Linked DNA regions of Homo sapiens: region 1 is linked to region 2. Evidence: chromatin contacts called from ENCODE Hi-C or POLR2A ChIA-PET data. All regions are on one chromosome and are shown on one strand. Each heading gives the region's core, a stretch centred on a gene start or an enhancer-like site at or near the end of the contact. The rest is flanking DNA. Distances are from core to core; before and after follow the strand shown.

Region 1 (5,646 bases), core at 1,168-3,667, 4.5 Mb after region 2:
GTCTTCTTCTTCTTGCCTATCTCAAAACGACAACAACAAAAACCCAAAAGAACAGTAAACACCTACCATTTTGGTAAGCACTGTGCTAAGGACTTGGGGTACAAATATGAACCAGTTCTCGTCCTCAAGGGTTTCCAGTACATTGACAGAGAAAGACAAGTAAATCAACAATTCTAGCTAGGTGCCTTTGCAGGGATAGAGATAAATAAGCACAGGTATGACAAAAACCAGCACAAGAACCTCATGGAAATGGGGAGAAGTGGTTCCTCAAAGGAGCATGAGAGAATTAGGACTGGTTTCAGAATGGAGAAAGGATAAAAACAACACAGGGCCACTACACTAGCTGTGTGACCATGGGAAAAACTAGCTTCTCTCTCTGAATCCGTTTTCTCATCTATAAAACAAGGGATACTACCTACTTTGGAAAGCTGTAAAAGTACTAATAAAATAGGAAAGCATCCAATAAAATAGAAGGTGCCCAGCAAGGAGTGCTTTTTAAAGTCCCTGCTCAGGCTTTTTCCTCATTTAAACATTACAACTGTATTAACTGTGTAATAAGTAAAAAGCCAGCAAGCAATCAATGTGGGGTTTTTTGTGTACAGGATTGTCTACACGTCTTGCTCTGAAAATAAGTTCAGGTCCTTTTCATTTCCACCTGTACTATTAAATTACCCTTCTTAGGCTTTCTGTCCCCACTGCAAGTTCTTCCCCTTCTCAAAATACTCTAGACGAATCCTCAACACTCCTAGAGTTTCTTGTGTTATGCTAACTCTTTAACTTTAAACTTTTCATATTCTCCACTGTTAACAGACTTTGTATTTCTTAGCCTGGTACTCAAGTTTCTTCACAATCAGAATCCAAAGGTTCCCACCTCCCTGTTCCATCCAACACTTTAGACTTCTAGCTCCCCAAACCTATACTGTGTAGACTTCTGAGCCCTGGCTTCTGCGTTTTCCTTCCTGTCAAAATATGAGACCTGTAATCGGCAGTGTGCAACAATTTTTTTTAAATAAGCACATTTGGCCAGGTAATAGCACTTCCAAGAAATTTAACAAAGTTCAAACTTTAGAATGTACACAAACATTTCGGCTTCAAGAGCTTTCTTTTAGAACAATGCAAACTGGCAATAACTTAAATGCTCAGTAACAGGAAGCTGGTTAAATTAGAGCACATATCTAAAACAAAGCGTTAGGCTGGTTGCAGTGGCTCATGCCTGTAATCCCAAAACTTTGGGAGGCTAAGGCAGGTGGATTGCTTAAGCCCAGGAGTTTGAGACCAGCCTGGGCAACACGGTGAGAGCTTGCCTCTACAAAAATTAATAATAACAAAACAAAGTGTTAATTTTTTTTTTTTTTTTTTGAGACGGAGTCTCGCTCTGTCGCCCAGGCCGGAGTGCAGTGGCGCGATCTCGGCTCACTGCAAGCCCGCCTCCCGGGTTCATGCCATTCTCCTGCCTCAGCCTCCCGAGTAGCTGGGACTACAGGAGCCCACCACCACGCCCGGCTGATTTTTTTGTATTTTTTAGTAGAGACGAGGTTTCACCGTGTTAGCCAGGATGGTCTCGATCTCCTGACCTCGTGATCCGCCCACCTCGGCCTCCCAAAGTGCTGGGATTACAGGCATGAGCCGCTGCGCCCGGCCCAAAGTGTTATAATTAACATTAACTGCCCTGTTAAGATTTTTTTTTAAATTATTTTAACGTTACTAAACAGGTCGTATAGTACCTCACTTTCCAAGTGTGTATGCAAAGAAACAAGCGTGGAAGGTAGACACCAAGATATTGACAATGGCTTTCTCTGGCAGGTTATTTTAATTTTCTTCCATTTGCTTTCCAGTTTCTAAAGCTAATATATTCCTCTATGAAAACGTGTGAGTAAAGAGAAACAAATTCATGCCTTGTCTTTCTAGGCCCAATTTAAAACTATTTTCTCCCCCAGAAACTTTCCCCCTTCTCTGTCCTCATTCCTACAGCGCAGGATGCCTCTCTATGGCATTTATTAATTCCTAACCCGCCTAACACCATCTCCCATACGCTATGGCAAGGAAACCCCTAAGAGAAAAGCCCCTACGCTGCACGTAGCTGCTCCAGCTACTGAGCCAAGACTACGCAGACAGTACAAGTCTTATAACAAAGCGGAACAAGCCAGATGACGTCATCCCGCTCGCCAAAGCACATCACGTGGTCTCCGCAGCACGTGACCCGTGCCTTCGCCGTAGGTAAAAGAATGACGCACGTCAGTTCCAGATCGTGCGTTTTACACCCCTCTCGGCAACGAAGTCCGCTGCCTGGGCCTAAACCTCTCCAGAGTGTGGCACCGCCGGTGTTGGAAGTTACCTGTCTCCAGAGCCGGCTTAACGCAGCCGCACGGGGTCGCTGTAGGCCGAGGCCCCGACTCCTCCAAGCCGCGCATGGCTACTGGTTGCTGAGGTGCCCACCCGACGCATTCAACCTTCCGCTTCCGCTCTCCATGCCTGACGCATGCGCAGTGGCCTCGCCGGCGAGGTCCCGCGAACCCAGGAGAATGTGCGCGCGCAGGGTGGCGTTGAGGGAAGCTTTGAGTTCTCCATGGGGCTTCGAACCCTATCCCGGGCGTGTGCCCCTCCGGGACCCCAATCTCGTTTATCTTACACACAGCTGCTACAGTTGCCCGCCCTCCTAGGGTAGAATGCGACTCCGGCTTCCCGCGCTTTTTGAGAGGGAACACACCTCCATGAAGAACTCGCAACTATGTCTCTCTCGAAACATTATTAAGTAACCTATACGTCCAGTATGACCCTAATTTTTAAGGGATGTGTATATGTAATTAACACAGAGCGGAAGGACTGGACGTTAAGAAATGTTAAGAATTCTCAGGCACCTGTGGTCCCAGCTACCCAGGAGATTGAGGCGGGAGGATCGCTTGAGCCCAGGAGTTTGAGGCTGCAGTGAACCGTGATCGCGCCACTGCACTCCAGCCTGGGTGACAGAGCGAGACCTCGTATCAAAAAAAAAAAAAAAAAAAAAAAAAAAAAAAAAAAAAAAATTATCCCTGGGTGGTGGGAAATTTTTCCATAATATAAGTTATGCTTTGTCAGAAACAACCCCAAATAAGTCTTATTTCAAGTGTGGTGGATGTTATAAAGGAGCCCTACTATGTGCTAGGGGTTAAGGAGTGGGAACTGTTTCTTGTGCTCCACACCTTACCGGAACTGAAGTGAGAATGGAATTATAAGAGTCAACATGCCATGTGCATTGTGGGGATTATTGTCGTTTCTGGACAGCTCTGAGAAGCTAAGAGCTAACAAGAATCATTTAATCCCATGCAATGACCAGTTGTCCTTGCAATGATAGCCTATCTTTTACCCACTTGTAATGCTGTCTCTCACCTTTAGTAAGTTTCTCTGTATATAATTCTCTTTCTGGGAGAAATTTTAAAATCTTTTATCTTTTTATCTGTTAACATCTGCAGTATAAAATATTCAAAAGCATATGAGTCACAGATTGAAAAGTCTAACAACCATGAAAAGATGTTTCCATGTCTGTCCATTTGTCATTGATTTCTGGTAGAAAATAACCAGCAGGAGGAGCCAAATAATTAAAGATTGTGGTTTAAAAAATAAGATAAAACTGATCAAATTCATATAGTGTCTTTTGGCAGGTCATTTTTACAGGACAACTTGGAAAAGGCTGCCATTTTTTTTAGGAGGGACAGCTCTGTGCAGCTGGAGAAACAAGTTTGAAAATCATTGTTTTATATATATATAGCGCGCGCGCGTGTGTGTGTATGTGTGTGTTTATAAAACTGGGCCAGAATTACTGCGCTTGCCACTAGATGGTGGTGTTGCTAAAAATGATAGTCCCGCTTTATCTGTGGAAAGACTAGATTTAAAGAGATATTTGCCCTCCTGGAGGGCATGGTAGACGTTGTTAATCACACAAAAAAATATGTAATTACCAAGTGTGACAAGTACTGAAATGCAAAGCTGATTTGAATATACTAGGGAAATAGATTGCTACTTCTTTTATAGGTAAAATTTCTCTTGACTGAAAACGGGAACTTAAATATGCAGCACATTTTTTAGTCTATGATTTGAAGTTCTTATTATCTTGTCTGGAATTATATGTGATTATTTGCAGTTTATAAGACTTAACCTCTCCTCCAGATGTAAGACCTAGAAATCTGCCTTAAAGAAATGACCTAAATAATTATGTAGTCTTCAGCTTGTACTACTTTGAGAAACACTTCTCAGTAGAGTGATTCTTAACCTCTCATTTGGGTGAAGGACCCCTTTGAGAATCAACTAAAGCTTTGAACCGTCCCACACATCATTTTGGCTATAATATCATATGGTTCATGGGTTTCTAACCTAACATGAGAGGAGGGCAGCACAAAGTCAAGCTAGAAGGATTCTTGCAAAACTTTAATTCTGTCACCTAAAGGTTCTAAGCCAAGAAGAACGCCAGAAGAATTTTAGATGCACAGTGATGTTTAAACAAGAATGGTGAGAAAGCAGAAGTGGTGTGTGAATGCAGGGAGTGATGTAAGAGGGCAAGCAGAAAGGGTCCCGAGAGGTGGAGAGAGAAATTCTGCTTCCTCTAATGTACTGCATTCCTCTTTCCCTCTCCTTCCCCATCTCATCTTTGTGCTCCTGTGCACTGTACGTATGCAAATCTCTTAAGGTCCATCTTAATGCAACGCTGTTAGAACTTGAGACTTCAGTTTACTCTTTTTTTTCCTCTAATTTTGGCCCACTCTGGCAGGTGAAATTGAGACAGAAGCACATTCCAAAGAAGAAAAAAAAGCACTGAGGAAGTCAGATGTGACTTTGGGTGAGTACCTTCCCTCTATGTTATTCCCTCATCTTTAAGTGAGAGTGATAATCACCGCCTGGCCTATTTCACATACTTTTGTACAGATCAAATAAAATAGTTTATGTGAAAGTATAAATGTTGAAGTGTCATTGAGAGGTAAGAAACTATTATATGGTTGTGGCCGGGCGCGGTGGCTCACTCCTGTAATCCCAGCACTTTGGGAGGCCGAGGAGGATCACGAGGTCAGGAGATTGAGACCATCCTGGCTAACATGGTGAAACCCCGTCTACTAAAAATACAAAAAAAAAAAAAAAATAGCCAAGCGTGGTGGCGGGCGCCTGTAGTCCCAGCTAGTCGGGAGGCTGAGGCAGGAGAATGTCGTGAACCCAGGAGGCGGAGCTTGCAGTGAGCCGAGATGGTGCCACTGCACTCCAGCCTGGGCGACAGAGTGAGACTCCGTCTCAAAAAAAAAAAAAAAAAAAAGAGACGAAACTATTATGTGGTTGTGCTGCCCTGCCCTCAGTATGTTGTGTAATAAATATAATAGGGGTATGAATAATTGTGCAATGAATACATCCTGATGGTAAAAAATTTAATGTACACACAAAAGGGGGTAGGCAGATAGGAGGGAAACAATATTGTAACATCCCACTGTACTATTGGTTCTCAACCCTACCTCCACTTTAGGATTGTCAGGAGAGCTTTTAAAATAAAAACATCCTAAATGCAATTCTATATCCTGGATTGGACCCTGAAGCAGACAAAGCACATTAGTGGAAAAATTCATGAAAACGGAATAATGTCTGTAGTTAATGGTAGTGTAACTATCCTGATTTCTTAGTTTTGACAAATGG
Region 2 (5,195 bases), core at 1,633-4,132:
TTAGTAGAGACGGAGTTTCACCGTGTTAGCCAGGATGGTCTGGATTTCCTGACCTTGTGATCCGCCCACCTCAGCCTCCCAAAGTGCTGGGATTACAGGCGTGAGCCACTGCGCCCGGCCCAGATGTTTATTTTTACCTCAATATTTAAGCAATTTAACTTCAACCAACCCCTGAATTTGAGTTAAGGATGCAGAGTATATAAGTGTTTGTCAGCTAAACATTTTGCCCACCATCAATAGCTACTCAATAAATAAAGTTTTTTTTTTTTTTTTTTAAAGAACACAAAGCTAAATAGGGCAACTAAGAATTGAGTTTTATGTGTTATGATACAATAATGAATTTTAAACTTTCCAAAAGTACAATAACTGGTCTATGTTCTCGAGTATAAGTCTAGACAAATACAGTTTCTGGAAATAACTACAAAAGCCAACATTTATTGAGCATTTGTTGTGTGGCAGGCACACAGGTTATCTGATTTAATCCTTATAACAACCTGGGAGGTTAAGTACTATTAATATGTTGATTTTACAGATGATAAAATCCAAGGTTCAATAAGGTAAATATTTTTGCAAGGGCACAGACTTATCATAAGATGGATATTGGGGGCCTGACTCCAGAACCTTAGACCTCTACAATATAATAAGGTGAAAATAAATTTATTTCCAGAATTCCAGATACTGGCACTGGCATTTTTTTTTTTTTTTTTTTTTGAGATGGAGCCTCGCTCTGTTGCCAGTCTGGAGTGCAGTGGCGTGATCACTGCAACCTCCACCTCCCAGGTTCAAGCAATTCTCCTGCCTCAGCCTCCCGAGTAGCTGGGACTACAGGTGCGCACCACCACGCTCGGCTAATTTTTGTGTTTTTAGTAGAGATGGGGTTTTACCATGTTGGCTAGGATGGTCTCCATCTCTTGACCTCGTGATCTGCCCGCCTCGGCCTCCCAACGTGCTGGGATTACAGGCGTGAGCCACCACGCCCGGCCGCACTAATGCATTTTTAAAAATTAAAAGCAAGAGTGTTTAAAGAAAAGGTAAATACACGGAATGCAATGCTACAAATGAAAATACGAGTGATTAAAAACTACTACTCCTCACCTTGTGAACCTGCCTTGGGTTATAAAAGCAAATTTGGATATTTCTGGATTTTGCTCGTTATTTAATGGCTAACTGTATTATTTCTTTTATTTATTTATTTATTTTTGAGACGGAATCTCGCTTTTTGCCCAGGCTAGAGAGTGCAGTGGTGCCATCTCCGCTGACTGCAACCTCCGCCTCCCGGGTTCAACCAATTCTCCTGCCTCAGCCTCCCAAGTAGCTGGGATTACAGGCGCACACACCACCAGGCCCGCCTAATTTTTGCATTTTTAGTAGAGACGGGGTTTCACCATGTTGGCCAGGCTGGTCTCGAACTCCTGATCTCAAATGATTCACCCGCCTCGGCCTCCCAAAATGCTGGGATTACAGGCGTGAGCCACCGCACCTGGCCTGTATTATTTTTAGATAACATGTCATCCTGGCTTTGTGACTAATTTTATGCATAGGTGAGTGGCATAACTTGTCAGCCTGCTTTTAAATGTAACTTCCTAAAATACCAGCAGCATTTAATTTATGTACGTATGATACTGGCTTGCATTTGAGGTGGGTATCAGAAAAGAAAGCAGAAAAATCCAACTTGCCTTTTTCACCGGGAGTATGGGGGCTTCTTTGGCCAAACCGTGCGCGTGCAGGCTCCATGTGCTGGGCAGCAGCTGTCCGGCCACAGCCTGTCGGTTGCATCCTGCTCCTCTACAGAGGTTTCTCCAAAAAAAGAACAAATGGAGAGATGAAGGTAAGTAAAAGCGGCACTTTAAAACTTTTAGAGTGCTGGGTTTCTAAATTTATATTCTGAAAGACATTAATCTCTTTTTGAAAATGTTTTATGCAAGCCTAATATACATACAGTATCAACCTCATTTTAGAAGCAGTTACGACAGAGCTTTGGAACAGAATTTACGTAAACGACCTCCTTCCAGAAGATGCTACTAAAGCAACAAGATTCAAATCCCTCTCCCTCAGAAGAGCTGGGAGATCCACTGCAAAGGCGCACGTTTCAGTCTAGCCATTGCGCAGTGGTAACGCAGGCTTTCCCACGCTGCAACAGACCTGTGCTCTCAAGACAGTCTCTTCCGTGACGAGCAGGCGCTTAGGGCTACCTGTACCTTCAGACATTATGGTGTGTTTGGCCATGTCATTTGTCATAGGTGTAAAAACCACAACCGAGAGCCCGAAGCTGCTGGGATGAGCACCTGCCGCGGAACTGCATTCTCGCGCTCCTTCCTGCTCTTTCCAAGAAGCCAGGCGCGGCCGGCCAGCATCCCGCTCTCCCGGACCCCGCAGTCAGTGTGGGCAGCAGGCCCAGAGTGGTGCGAGCCGACGGCGGCGTTAGAAAGGCGGCGTCCCGACGAACAGAGTGACTCGGCCTCGGCTCCCCTTCAAAGCGCCATCTTATCGCTGCTTCCCTCAGGAGCAGGCGAGCTCTTCCCCAGGACCTGCTTCGCGGCTTCCCTTCGCCCGAGAACCACCGGGCGGAGGCGGCGGCCTCTCTGGCCCTGCCGGGAACAGGGCGCAGGGGAGGGGAGCGGCGGCCGACCGGCCTGAGGCGGGCGAACGGCCTCTGGCCTCCAGGCGCTGCCTGCTCCGGCTCAGAAGCCTCCCGGATCCCGTCCCGGCCCAACTCCGGGCCTCCGCCTCCGCCGCCGCCTCCGGGAGCCCCGAGCCGCGTCCCGCCGGCGCCGCCTCTTCCGCCTGCTAGCCGGCGGGCCTGGGCGGCGTCCGCGCCGGGCGGGTCCGCTACGTCAGCGCCGCCCGCCCGCCCCGCCCCGGCCCTCAGCCTCGGCCTCGGCCTCGGCCTCGCAGCGGCGGCAGCGGCGGCGGCGGCAGGTCCCTCCCCAGACATGGCCCTGGGAGGCGGCAGCACATGGCGGCCGCGGCGGCCATGAGCGCGCCCCCGACCCGCCCCAGTCCCCCCTAGAGGCCGCCGCCCCCGCCCGCCAGCCCGCCCGCGCGCCACGGCCCCACCACCCCCGGCCCCGCCGCCCCCCGCCCGCACCCGCGCCCGCGCCCCCGCCGCCGCCATGGGCGTGCAGGGCTTCCAGGACTACATCGAGAAGCACTGCCCGAGCGCCGTGGTGCCGGTGGAGCTGCAGAAGCTGGCCCGGGGCAGCCTGGTGGGCGGCGGGCGGCAGCGGCCCCCGCAGACCCCGCTGCGCCTGCTGGTGGACGCCGACAACTGCCTGCACCGCCTCTACGGCGGCTTCTACACCGACTGGGTCAGCGGCGGCCAGTGGAACCACATGCTTGGCTACCTGGCGGCGCTGGCCAAGGCCTGCTTCGGCGGCAACATCGAGCTCTTCGTCTTCTTCAACGGCGCGCTCGAGAAGGCCCGGCTGCACGAGTGGGTCAAGCGGCAGGGCAACGAGCGCCAGACGGCACAGCAGATCGTCAGCCATGTCCAGAACAAGGGCACCCCGCCGCCAAAGGTCTGGTTCCTGCCGCCCGTCTGCATGGCCCACTGCATCCGCCTGGCGCTCATCCGCTTCCACGTCAAGGTGAGGCCGGGGATCCGGGCGGGCCGGGGACCGGGGCCGCGCCGCACCCCTATCCCCCTTCCCAGGGCGCAGAATGTCGCCCGGCCGTGGCGGCGCTGGGGGCAGCGAGTTCCCCCAGCCCTTGCCCGGGATAGCCTGGCCGGGCCGGGCTGCAAGATGGATGGCCGCGGGTGCAGGCCGCGCGCTGCCCAAGCCCGTCTCCAGCTGTCCCTGTTCGGGGTCCGCGGCCGCGTGGGGACACTTGAGGGCTGGGAGAGAGCCCCGGACCAGAATTCGGAGGCGACAGTGTCATCATCCCCAATATCCTTAGTTTTTCCCATCCTATTTGAGGCGGGCAGGCTATCACTCACCTTCAACTTTGACAAAATACTCCCTTTTCTAATTTAGCCTGTTCTTTCCCAGCAACAGGTTCATCTTGGAAGCAGGCAGGATACAGAGTAATAGAGGGGGTTTCGCCAGAGCCCTTGGGGGCTGCAAATATCAGTGCTGCTGCCGCCGCCCTTGCCAATGTTGTTAGCCCGGTGACAGCGAGACGTGTCTAAGGGCCAGTGCCCTGGCCTCTACTTCAGAACGCAGTGCCCTGTCCGTGTTCCTCTTAGTACAGGGTGTTTAGAGAATCTTTCTATGGCTTTTTGTGTTAGATTTCAAAGACCCGTGCACTTTGACAGGATGGGATTTTGTCAGTTCTGTGACTTCACGTCCGTGTGAAAGAGGTCTTTAAGGCAGTTCGGTTTTGTAGATCCCATGCGAAAGGAGTCGCTCAAAATCAGGGGGCGAACTACGCGGGCGTGAACTCGCAGGATTTATTTTTCGGGTGCACAGTAAGTATTCAGTGACCTTCAGCGGTGCCCTGACGGGTGGGTAATCAGAGCTCTATATCACCGGCCTCCTCTGGCCCTTTGGCAGAGGGCTTCGCAGCTGGCACTGGGCCAGAGGAGAACTTCAGGACCCAGCAGTGACTGTGAAGATAAGCACATCCATGATCCTGGACTTCACGTTCTGATTGCTTGCTTTTTTCATTGGTTTTCTTGAAAACAAATTTTGGGGGCCTTTTTGTTGTCTTAGCTCTTGACACTCGGTCTTCCATCTTGTCATTTGACATTTCCTTGAAACTGCTGGAGCTGAAAGTTTGTGAAATTCTGTCTTCGCGGTTGCCCCCACTGCCCGCGAGGAGATGGTGGTAGTTAAGCCTAAAATGATAGCGGAAGTCCCACCCACGATCCGGTTGCAATTGGTGAGATGGTGTTTAAGTCGTGGGTGGAGGCGGCCGGCAGAGTCCCGATTGGCCCCTGCGCCTGGCAGACACACAGCTGCCATTCCTCAGGGAAGTTCGGGTGAGAGGAAGTGCCTGCCTTTTAATTTCTGAATCGGAGCCTGGGGCGCTCAGGGAAGTAAGGTGCTGCCATTTGTCTGAAGCGATCCATCTCCCTAATAGAGCGTAAAAGTGTTCATAGTTTAGTCTTGTTCAGAGATGGAAAAGACTACTTAAAAGACAGGATGAGCTGCACTGACTTGCCTTTGGTAACCGCACAGCTCTCTACTTAACTAGTCAAGCGACTTTCAAGGGAACACTGTGAATATTACTTAGGATTAGAATCAGTATGTATG

What was found. Hi-C counts contacts between places; a loop is a spot of excess contacts on that map. ChIA-PET counts read pairs that join two places held with the same protein, here RNA polymerase II (POLR2A). Pooled maps may share reads with other maps.
Region 1: a loop to region 2 is called in a map with no recorded cell type, with 18 times the contacts of the local background. The contact joins the promoter of TRMO here to the promoter of FAM120A in region 2. A Hi-C loop is called at or near these places in 1 of 37 single-sample maps with no recorded cell type and 10 of 50 pooled maps. POLR2A ChIA-PET finds 5 or more read pairs at or near these places in 1 of 52 experiments (activated CD4-positive, alpha-beta T cell).

What each region holds. Positions count from the first base shown.
Region 1 is chr9:97,920,083-97,925,728 of GRCh38, forward strand. TRMO (tRNA methyltransferase O) reads right to left here and starts at 2,418. Exons shown (of 5, transcript NM_016481.5): 1 at 2,336-2,418. The coding sequence starts at 2,411. RefSeq lists an enhancer at 2,021-2,470.
Region 2 is chr9:93,448,803-93,453,997 of GRCh38, forward strand. It overlaps FAM120A (family with sequence similarity 120 member A), which reads left to right and starts at 2,883. Exons shown (of 18, transcript NM_014612.5): 1 at 2,883-3,587. The coding sequence starts at 3,114. FAM120AOS (family with sequence similarity 120 member A opposite strand) reads right to left here and starts at 4,779. Exons shown (of 3, transcript NM_198841.4): 1 at 3,345-4,779; 2 at 1,677-1,797. The coding sequence starts at 3,907. RefSeq lists enhancers at 2,363-2,912, 4,492-4,621, 4,685-4,979 and silencers at 2,493-3,022, 3,163-3,292, 3,593-3,772.